Regions from separate parts of the Homo sapiens genome. Here region 2 is linked to region 1. The links are chromatin loops, found by intact Hi-C in ENCODE. Cell type or tissue: B cell. All regions are shown on one strand. Region 1 has its middle 28 kb from the start of BOLA3. Region 2 overlaps ACTG2 (actin gamma 2, smooth muscle).

The links. Hi-C counts contacts between places; a loop is a spot of excess contacts. Peaks named below come from ENCODE experiments on the same cell type or tissue, not always from the same donor. Only the 100,000 strongest peaks of a DNase experiment are listed, where the experiment ranks them.
Region 2: it touches region 1 in a loop (12-fold over the local background); 2 of 110 quality-filtered maps call a loop at or near these places.

What each region holds. Positions count from the first base shown.
Region 1 is chr2:74,117,285-74,122,284 of GRCh38, forward strand. It overlaps a transcript of TET3 not described here and the pseudogene FNBP1P1. Among named protein-coding and RNA genes, the nearest start is that of BOLA3, 28 kb to the right of the region's middle. RefSeq lists an enhancer at 2,986-3,345. In B cell, CTCF peaks have their summits at 3,039 (motif pointing right) and 3,239; a DNase peak (open chromatin) is centred at 3,157; H3K4me3 peaks cover 1,352 bases; H3K27ac peaks cover 576 bases.
Region 2 is chr2:73,905,622-73,910,621 of GRCh38, forward strand. It overlaps ACTG2 (actin gamma 2, smooth muscle), which reads left to right. Exons shown (of 9, transcript NM_001615.4): 4 at 3,052-3,162; 5 at 3,434-3,518. Among named protein-coding and RNA genes, the nearest start is that of ACTG2, 15 kb to the left of the region's middle. In B cell, a CTCF peak has its summit at 2,478; a DNase peak (open chromatin) is centred at 2,530.

The sequences.
Region 1 (5,000 bases):
CAGGCTGGCCTTGAACTCCTGACCTCAGGTGATCCACCTGCTTCAGCCTCCCAAAGTGCTGGAATTACAGGCATGAGCCACCATGCCCGGCCTATTTTATTATTTTTTAAAGACAAGGTCTTACTTTCTCCCAGGCTGGAGTGCAGTGGTGCGATCTTGACTCACTGCAGCCTCTGCCTCCTGTGAGGCTCAAGTGATCCTCCTCCCTCAACCTCCTGAGTACCTGGGACCACAGGCATGCATGGGATTACAGACCTTTTGATCCTAAAAAATGTCAAATTTATAGAAAATTTGCACAAATGGTACAATGAGCACCCACATACTCTTCACCTAGATTCACCATTTTTTAGCATTTTTGTCATACAGTTGTCCCTTGAGCAACACTGGTTTGTCAAGAATGCATAAAATACAGGTAGATATTAGTCTATTTTATCATGTTCTACCATAAAATACACAAAATCTATTATATATATTTTTTTATAACGGAGTCATGCCCTGTCGCCCAGGCTGGAACGCAATGACACAATCTTGGCTCACTGCAACCTCTGCCTCCCGGATTCAAATGATTCTCCTGCCTCAGCCTCCTGAGTAGCTGGGATTACAGGCACCCACCACCACACCCAGCTAATTTTTGTATTTTTAGTAGTGACGGGGTTTCACCATGTTGGCCAGGCTGGTCTCGAACTCCTGACCTCGTGATCCACCCACCTCAGTCTCCCAAAGTGCTGGGATTACAGGCATGAGCCACTGCACCCGACCCACAAATCTATTATAAAAAATTAAAATTGATAAAAACCAAGTACCTGCTTTAAACACCTGTGACGCTAATCATCTCCACGAGAGCAGATACTATCACCAGTAAATTGCATACTATAGTAAAAAGTGATCTCTTGTGGTTTTCACGTGTCTTTCATTGTGTTTAGCACAACGCTGTAAATCTTGAATAACACCATGGCACCCACACGTAGTGCCTCTAGTAATGGTGGAAGTGCTCCCGAGAAGCAAAGTCAAGTCATGACATTACAAGAACAAGTTGAATTGCTTGATATGTACCATGGATTGAGGTCTGCAGCTGCAGTTGCCCACCATTTCAGACAGACGATTCATCTTAAAAAGACAATTGAAACTTACAGTATCAGTAAGCACAGTACGGTACTGTAAATGTATTTTCATTACGATTTTCTTAATATTTTCTTTTCTCTGGCTTACTTTATTGTAAGAATACAGTATATAATACATATAACATACAAAATAACTATATTATCAGTAAGGCTTCTGGTCAACAGTAGCCTATTAGTAAAGTTTTTGGGGAGTCAAAATGTATATGTGGGTTAGTCAGAATGCTTAACTGACATTGTTCAAAAGTCACATTGTATTTGCTTTTCTCTCTGAATACACATACACACACACATATATTTACATTTACATATATATAAACATATATATAACACATATATATGAACCATTTGGGAATTTGTTGCAGACATCAAGACACTTCTCCTGTAAATACTTTTGTCTGTATGTCCTAAGAACAGTCATTCTCCTTCATAACTACATAAAATTATTGCACCCAGGAAACTGATATATTATCTAATATTGAGTTCATATTCAAATTTATCCAACTTTTGCAATAATGTCTCTTATAATTGTGTTTTCCTCCTAAACCAAGACTCAAACCAAGATCCAGTCCAGAATCACACCATGCATGTAAGTTGTAGTTTCTTGACCCTTCTTTGATCTGCAGACTGCTGCCCTATCACTTTGTTCTTTCACAATATTGCCAACTTTTGGCTGGGTGCGGTGGCTCACGCCTGTAATCCCAGCACTTTGGGAGGCTGAGGCGGGATCACTTGAGGTCAGGAGTTTGAGACCACCCTGGCCAACATAGTGAAACCCTGGCTCTACTAAAAATCCAAAAATTAGCTGGGTATGGTGTCACGTGCCTGTAATCCCAGATACTTCGGAGGCTGAGGCAGGAGAATTGCTTGAACCGGGGAGGCGGAGGTTGCAGTGAGCCGAGATCGCACCACTGCACTTCAGCCTGGGAGACAGAGTGAGACTCTATCTCAAAAAAAAAAAAAAAAAAGATATTGCCATCTTTTAAGAACTCAAGTCAATTGCTTTGCAGAATGTTCCTCAATTTTGATTTGTCTGATTGTTTCTTCATTAATCAGGTTGAGCCTATTAGAAATACTACCCAGATGATGTGTGTTCTTCCTGTTCCTCACACCAGGAGGCACACAGTCTCAGTTTGTCCTATTACTGGAAATGCTAAGTTTGACTTTTGGCTAAGGCAATGTCCAGCAAATGTCTCCATTGCCTGAAAAATTTCCCCTTTATAATTAATAAGTAATCCAGGAGGTGTTACTTTAAGACTGTGTGAATAACCTATTCCCAGTCTTTCACCTAATAGTTTCAGCTTCCACTGGTGATTCTTGGCTGAATCAATTATTACCACGATTGCTGCAAAATGGTGGATTTCCAATTTTATAATTCCTATATTTATTGGTTGTCATTCTACTGTTTTGAAAAAGCATCTTTACTTCTCTCTCCTTTTATATTAATATTAGTGTAGTAGTTGTGGTAATATGAACCCATGGATTCTTTTTAATTGAATGTTTTAAATACTTGTCAAATTATACAAAATTCAACCAACGGCAGCCCCTTCAAACTTATTCCTGTGGCCTTTTGACATTCCTTGGGTGCTTCTGTTTTCTGTTACAGGCCTGAGGTGTCAGCAGGAAAGACGTACTAGTGGCCCCTGAAGCCCTGTTACCTCGGGCCTCTAGGACTTTCGATAGGCCGCCTCCCTTCTCTTAAGAGCCCACAGGTTGGACCTCCAGGTTCTTCCCTGGGTGCTCCCGGAAGGACGCTGCTTCGGGCTCCTCCCGGGGGAACTCCATTCTAGGCGCCCGGCTCCCGGCTCCCCCGCCCGCCCAACCCCGGAGCGCTCCATTCTCCTTGCCAGGCTGCAAACTCCGCCTCCGGTCGCTCTGGCCGACGGCCTCCACGGCGGCAGGGGGCGACCTCTCGGCAAGACTTTCCGCCGGGGTCCCAGCCCGGCAGGAGCTTCCGGAGAGATGGCGGGCGACGTCCGTACCTCTCCGTCTTTCCCTCCTGGGCTGGTGCCGTGGCTACGCCCCGGCCGCTCCACACACCTACCCGGGGGGAACGTGTGCCTGGGCCGCTGGAGTCGCGAATGGCCGGTTATTCACACGTTCAAGTACCCAAGGCAGGCGGCCCTGCAGGCGTCGTCGCGGGTTCTTCCGGCCATCTTGTTGAGGAGGGACCGGAAGGAGGAGCGGCTGAGGAGCCCAAGGAGCGGGGCGGCGGCCACTAGGAGCTCAGGAGGCAAGGGCGTGGCCGAGTGGGACCCACTTGCCTGCCTGGACCCAGAACTCTGGGATCAGTTTGACAACTTAGAAAATCGATAGTCTTGAGAAATTCATCATATCTGCCAAGGAAAGGACTGAGATTGAACTCAGCTATACAAAACAACTCAGGAATCTTTTAAAGACATGCCAACCTAAAAGGAACTGGAAGGAGAAAGAATACATTACGTAAAACTCTCCTTCCCTCCCTGTGAACAAAATGAGTGATCACGCTAGGCAGCATTAAGTTATCTTCTTTGAGGTCTTGAACTTTCAGATCACCGTGGAGTTACAAGGGCATGTTCAAAACCAAAAGCAGGAGAGGAAATCTCACTTTCATGATGCCCAGAAGGCACAACCACCGACAGAGACTTGATGGAAGCAACTTGAGGCAAGTAAAAGACAATTGAGATTATAAAAAGGCTGCTGAGCACATCAGTATTTTGAGAAAATGCCATATGTTTTAAAAACACGTTTTTAAAAGTCGATGTTGAAAAAGGCACACCACCAAGCTGCGAAAACATCACCAATGGCAGAAGACGGCAGACTACTCAATGAGAATTGAATTACTCATCAATTCAAGAAATTTGACACTGAGCTGCAGGAATTTTACCATCCTAATAGTTCCAACAACTTCCAGAAAATACAAGAGATAGAGGGAAAGAGGATAGTGAGAATGAGAGAATCAGTGAAGACATATGTAGCGATTGGGCAACAGGTGATAGCAATCAATAGGAGATGCTTGGAGAGAATAGTAAAGGCAACTGAATCAATGATCAGAAAAATGTCACAGCTGGTAATAAAAACTTTCAAGTCAGAGTGTGAGCCTCCTGGAGACATCTGAGGACTACACTCTGCCAATAAGGTGCTTGATAATAGTCTTTCAGATTTCTGAGGAGAAGGCAAACCAGGGTCAGCTGTGGTGGCAAATTGAAAGGAAACTTCTGGCTGTTCATAAAAATGTATAAATAAAGCTCCAAAGCAGCAAAAGGAACTGATTGGTTTAATGAGCTCGTTATCAAACCCAATATTGGCTGCTTCAAAAGTCTATAATGTAGGCTGGGCACAGTGGTTCACACCAGTAATCATCCCAGCATATTGGGAGTCTGAGGCAGGTGGATCAGTCGAGGTCAGGAGTTTCAGACCAGCCTGGACAACATGGTGAAACCCCATCTCTACCAAAAATACAAAAATTAACCAGATGTGGTGGTGCACACCTGTAATCCCAGCTACTTGGGAGGCTGAGATGGGAGAATCGCTTGGACCTGGGAGGTGGAGGTTGCAGTAAGCTGAGATCATGCCACTGCACTCCAACCTGGGTGACAGAGTGAGACTCCATCTCAAAGAAAAAAGTCTGTAGTGTAAGGGGTGTAACCCCAGAGGATGTTGGCAGTCTTCCACCTCAACTGAAAAGGAAAAAACTACAAGAGAAAGTCAATGAAATAAATACAGATGGAGATGGATCAAAGAAATGGCATAACAAAAATGAAAAACATGTACAAAAGAAATCTTCAAATGGGAGATACAGCCAGTTTGAGTCACAAATTAACAAAATTCAGACAAAAATATAGAAAAACAAGAGGCCCAGAAATTTGAAGTCTAGCTGCCTGAGGTTGAAGGCAGGCTCAC
Region 2 (5,000 bases), 210 kb before region 1:
GAGAGCACTGAATTCAGTTAAGAATGGGGTAAAACAGCCACTTTTTTATTCTGAAGTAAAGATTGGTTTAGCCTATTTGTTAATAACAGAAATCAGAAAGTCTTCCAATTGCTATGTTCTTTAGCCCAGTCATTCCACTTTTAGAATCTTCTTCTTTGGAAAACATCCTGAATACAAAAAATAAATTGCAATATGCACAAAGATAACTATCATAGGATTATTTATAACCAAAAATCAAAGACACCATGAATAGTAATGTGATTAAATATATGATAGTATATGATAAAATGTTATATAAGCATTTTCAAAAGTTTAAGTTTATCAAAAATAAATATTTATTATGAAAAGTAAAATAATTTGTTATAAAAACAAATTTGAACATAGTATAATAATATAATAAATAAAAGAATATGAAATAAATAATGATAGTAATAAATTTAAAAATACATAAAGACAAAGGTTAGGAAAAAGAAAAAAGCCAAAATGTTAACTGTTTGTTGTTAGGTGATGGACATAGGGGAGATTTTTATTCCATTAAAAAAAATTTTGGCCGGGCGCGGTGGCTCACGCCTGTAATCCCAGCACTTTGGGAGGCGGAGGCGGGTGGATCACGAGGTCAGGAGATTGAGACCATCCTGGCTAACACGGTGAAACCACATCTCTACTAAAAATACAAAAAATTAGCCAGGTGTGGTGGTGGGCACCCGTAGTCCCAGCTACTCGGGAGGCTGACGCAGGAGAATGCCGTGAACCCGGGAGGCGGAGCTTGCAGTGAGCCGAGATGGCGCCACTGTACTCCAGCCTGGGCGACAGAGCAAGACTCCATCTCAAAATAAAAAATAAAAAATAAATAAATAAATAAATACATAAAAATTTTGAGCTAGGATCTTCCTCTGTCGCCCAGGCCGGAGTGCAGTGGTGCAGTCATAACTCACTGTGGTCTTGGCCTCCTGGGCTCAAGGAATCCTCTTGCCTCTGTCTCCGGTGTAGCTGGGAACAGAGGTGCACACCACATCCAGTTGATTTTTTAATTTTTTGTAGAGACAGGGTCTCACTTTGTTACCCAGGCTGGTCTCCAACCCCTGGGCTCAAGCAATCTGCCTGTCTCAGCTCCCCAAAGTGCTGGGATTACAGGCATAAGTCACCACACTCGACCTTAAAAATATTTTTCTAACTTTAAAAATTATCAACATCTTTAACTTTTAAGGTATAAAAACTCCAAAAAAGAAACCAAAATCAAGTGCAGATGCTTGAGCCCAACACCCAAGGATTCTGGTTCAGTGGGTCAGATGATCCCAGGTGACTCTGAGACAGGGCCTTGAGGAAGCACATTTTAAGTAGCATGGGGTCCCCTCCTTAAGACCAGTTGCTGTCCTTCAGGCTCCTGTGCAATGCTCACAGTCCAGGGCCTCTGCCTGTGCCATTCCCTCTGCCTCGGATGCCTTTTGCAGCAGCCTCTGGAGACCTTCTTTTGCCCTCAAGGCCCATTTAAATCCCTCAGATAATGAATTACTCCTACCTCTTCTTTCACTTAAAATGTGGCTTGTGTTTTTCTTTTTGTTTGTTTTGGTCTTTTTTAAACGTCTCTCTCCCCTCTGGACTTTGCAACTGAGAATAGGGTGCCATGTCTGATTCATATCTGCCCTCATCACACTTACCACCGTCTTAGCACAAACCTGGCGGTCCATAAATACATGGGTCCAATGGCATCAAATGACCCTGTGCCTCACCTCTGAGGAAACCAAAGCCCCATGTCCCTGCTACACTTTGCCCAATCCCTCTGAAAGACTCCTTTTTGGTCGTACTTGATCACTGAAGAAGGAACTGGACACAGGAAGAAATTAACTTCCTCTAAAACAGTGGTTCTTTTTTATTTTTGAGACAGGGTTTTGCTCTGTTGCCCAGGCTGGAGTGCAGTGCCATGATCACAGCTCACTGCAGCCTTGACCTCCTGGGCTCAAGCGATCCTCCTGCCCCAGCCTCCTGAGTAGCTGAGATTACAGGCAGGCGCTACCATGCCTGGCTAATTTTTTATCTTTTTGTAGAGACAGGCCCACAGTGTGTTGCCCAGGCTAAGCGGTGGTTCTTAACCAGGATGATTTTGCTTCCCAAAGGACATTTGGCAATGTCTGCAGACATTTTTTATTGTCACAACTGGAAAACTGCTGCTAGCATCCAGTGGGTGGAGACCAGGGATACTGGTCGGCCCTCCACAACAAAGAATTATCCAACCTAAAATGTCATAGAGCTGCGATTGAGAAACCCTGCTTTAAAGCACCAGCCTGGCCAATAATAGCCAGTGAAAATTGAGCCCAAGTGCCTCTGTCAGATTCTCAGCAGGAGATAGTGTACACTCAGCTGCGGTTTTGAAATTGTTTGACAGTGTATACTCAGCTGGGGTTTTACAACTGGTTAAATGAATGTCCTACAGAAATGTGCATAGGGTTAAGGCAACTACAAAGGGATGTCGAGGCACCCAAGAGCCAGCAACAGAGGGAGCTCTCACACCCCTAAACATGAAGGGGTCAGGTGACGAGGGCAGTGTCATTGGAGCTTAGTGAGAGCTTGAGCTCTGAAAGAGGGGCTGCCCAACAGGAACTGTGCTCATGGAGGGCCACGCCATTGTCAGGAGATAGACCCTGACTTCTTTTGCCCTCCTACTTTCCAGCCTCTTGCAGGAATCTTCTATCAGCCAAATATAGCCAGAAGCCAGAAAGCAATGAACACTTGAGTGATACAATGTGCCTTGCATCACTCAGTGCACAAAGGCAGGGGAGAGACTGTAGGAGAGTGAAGAGGAGGGAAGGTCAAATGGAAATAATGAACACATAGAAAATACTGGTTCCAGGTCTGAGTCCTACCTGGGGCCCTGTTGAGAAGGAGTATACCCTTTAAATGTCAATCAGAAATTTCCAGGGCTGACCATTCTCCTCTCCAGATCCATCCCATCCTGTGTAACATGGTGCCACACTCTCCCAGCATGGGAATGTCAATGAGAATTTTCCAGCCATTGGGAGTCTGCCAGGCTCATATGGCTTTTGTCTCCACTAGATCTGGCACCACTCCTTCTACAATGAGCTGCGTGTAGCACCTGAAGAGCACCCCACCCTGCTCACAGAGGCTCCCCTAAATCCCAAGGCCAACAGGGAAAAGATGACCCAGGTAAGAAGCCAGGAAGACTTGAACACTGGCATAAGAATGCAACATGGATGCTTGGCCAGATACTTTCTCCCCTTCAAACATCAGTGCAACAGAACTCTCTGAGGACCTGCTATGTCTGTGGTCCATGCCAGGCCCTGGGGGAGTGGGTGTGGAATAATGAACTATCAAACTGGCATAGTTCCTGCCCTTAATGAGATTACAAACCATTCTACAGGCCAAGAAGTGCTGTGATTTTTGCCAAATAATCTTTTATTCTTCATTGTCCTTTAAGATCATGTTTGAAACCTTCAATGTCCCTGCCATGTACGTCGCCATTCAAGCTGTGCTCTCCCTCTATGCCTCTGGCCGCACGACAGGTGAGTAATCCTGTAATCCATTCCTTTTCTGACTTCAGGGGAGGTAGGGAAAAGCTGGGGTCTGGCAGAGGCTCCTGCTCAGAAGAATCAAATGGACAGCTGAAGTCCAGGCAAAATCTTTCTTAGGGATAATAGGTGAGAATGCCCATGTGGAATGCCAGATGTGAGCCTAGCTGGTATAGTTGGAAAAAACATCCAGCAAGAACTGTTTCCCTCACAGTAATAATTCCAGGAGCTTCTACACATACACACATTCCAACAATACTGGAATGTTTCTGCTTCATGAAGCAGAAAGAGTAGAACCTGTGGTGGTGGAAATGTAAGTGCAGTTACACATTGCTTAATGACAGGGATACGTTCCGAGAAATGTGTGTCATTAGGTGACTTTGTCACTGTGGGAACATCAGAGAGTGTACTTGCACAAACCTAGACGCTGTAGCCTACTACATGCCCCGGCTGTATGGCGTGGCCTATTGCTTCCAGGCTACAGACAGTATAGCATTTAACTATAATTAATACTGTAGGGAACTGTAACAGAATGGTTAGGTATTTGTATAGCTAAACATATTGAAACATAGAAAAGTTACAGTGAAAATATAATATCAAAGATAAAAAATGGTACACCTGTGTAGGGCACTTACATGAATGGAGCTTGCAAGACTAGAAGTTGCTCTGGGTGGGTTAGTGAGTGAGTAGTGAGAAAATGTGAAGACCTAAAATGTTACTGTGTACTACTGTAGACTATAAACACTGTACACATCGGCTGTACTACATTTATAAAAATATTATTCTTGGCCAGGCACAGTGGCTCACACCTGAAATCCCAGCACTTTGTGAGGCTGAGGTGGGCGGATCACCTGAGGTCAGGAGTTCCAGACCAGCCTGGCCAACACGGTGAAACCCCGTCTCTACTAAAAATACAAAAATTAGTTGGACGTGGTGTCAGGCACCTGTAATCCCAGCTACTTGGGAGGCTGAGGCAGAAGAGTCACTTGAACCTGGGAGGCAGAGGTTGCAGTGAGCCAAGATCACGCCACTGCCCTCCAGCCTGTGTGACAGAGCGAGACTCCGTCTCAAAAAATATGTATATATATATATTATTCTTTCTTCAATAATAAATTAACCTTAGCTTACTGTAATGTTTTTTACCTTATAAACTTTTTAATTTTTAAAGCCATTTTTACTTTTTTTGTAGTGACAGTAATAGAAAAACATCTTTTTTCGACTTTTTTTTTTTTTTTTTTTTGAGACGGAGCCTTGCTCTGTCACCAGGCTGGAGTGCAGTAGCGTGATCTCGGCTCATTGCAACCTCTGTCTCCCACGTTCAAACGATTCTCCTGCCTCAGCCTCCCATGACTTTTTTTTTTTTTTTTTTTTGAGATGAAGTCTCACTCTGTCACCCAGGCTGGAGTGCAGTAGTGCGATCTCAGCTCACTGCAACCTCCGCCTCCTAGGTTCAAGTGATTCTCATGCCTCAAACTC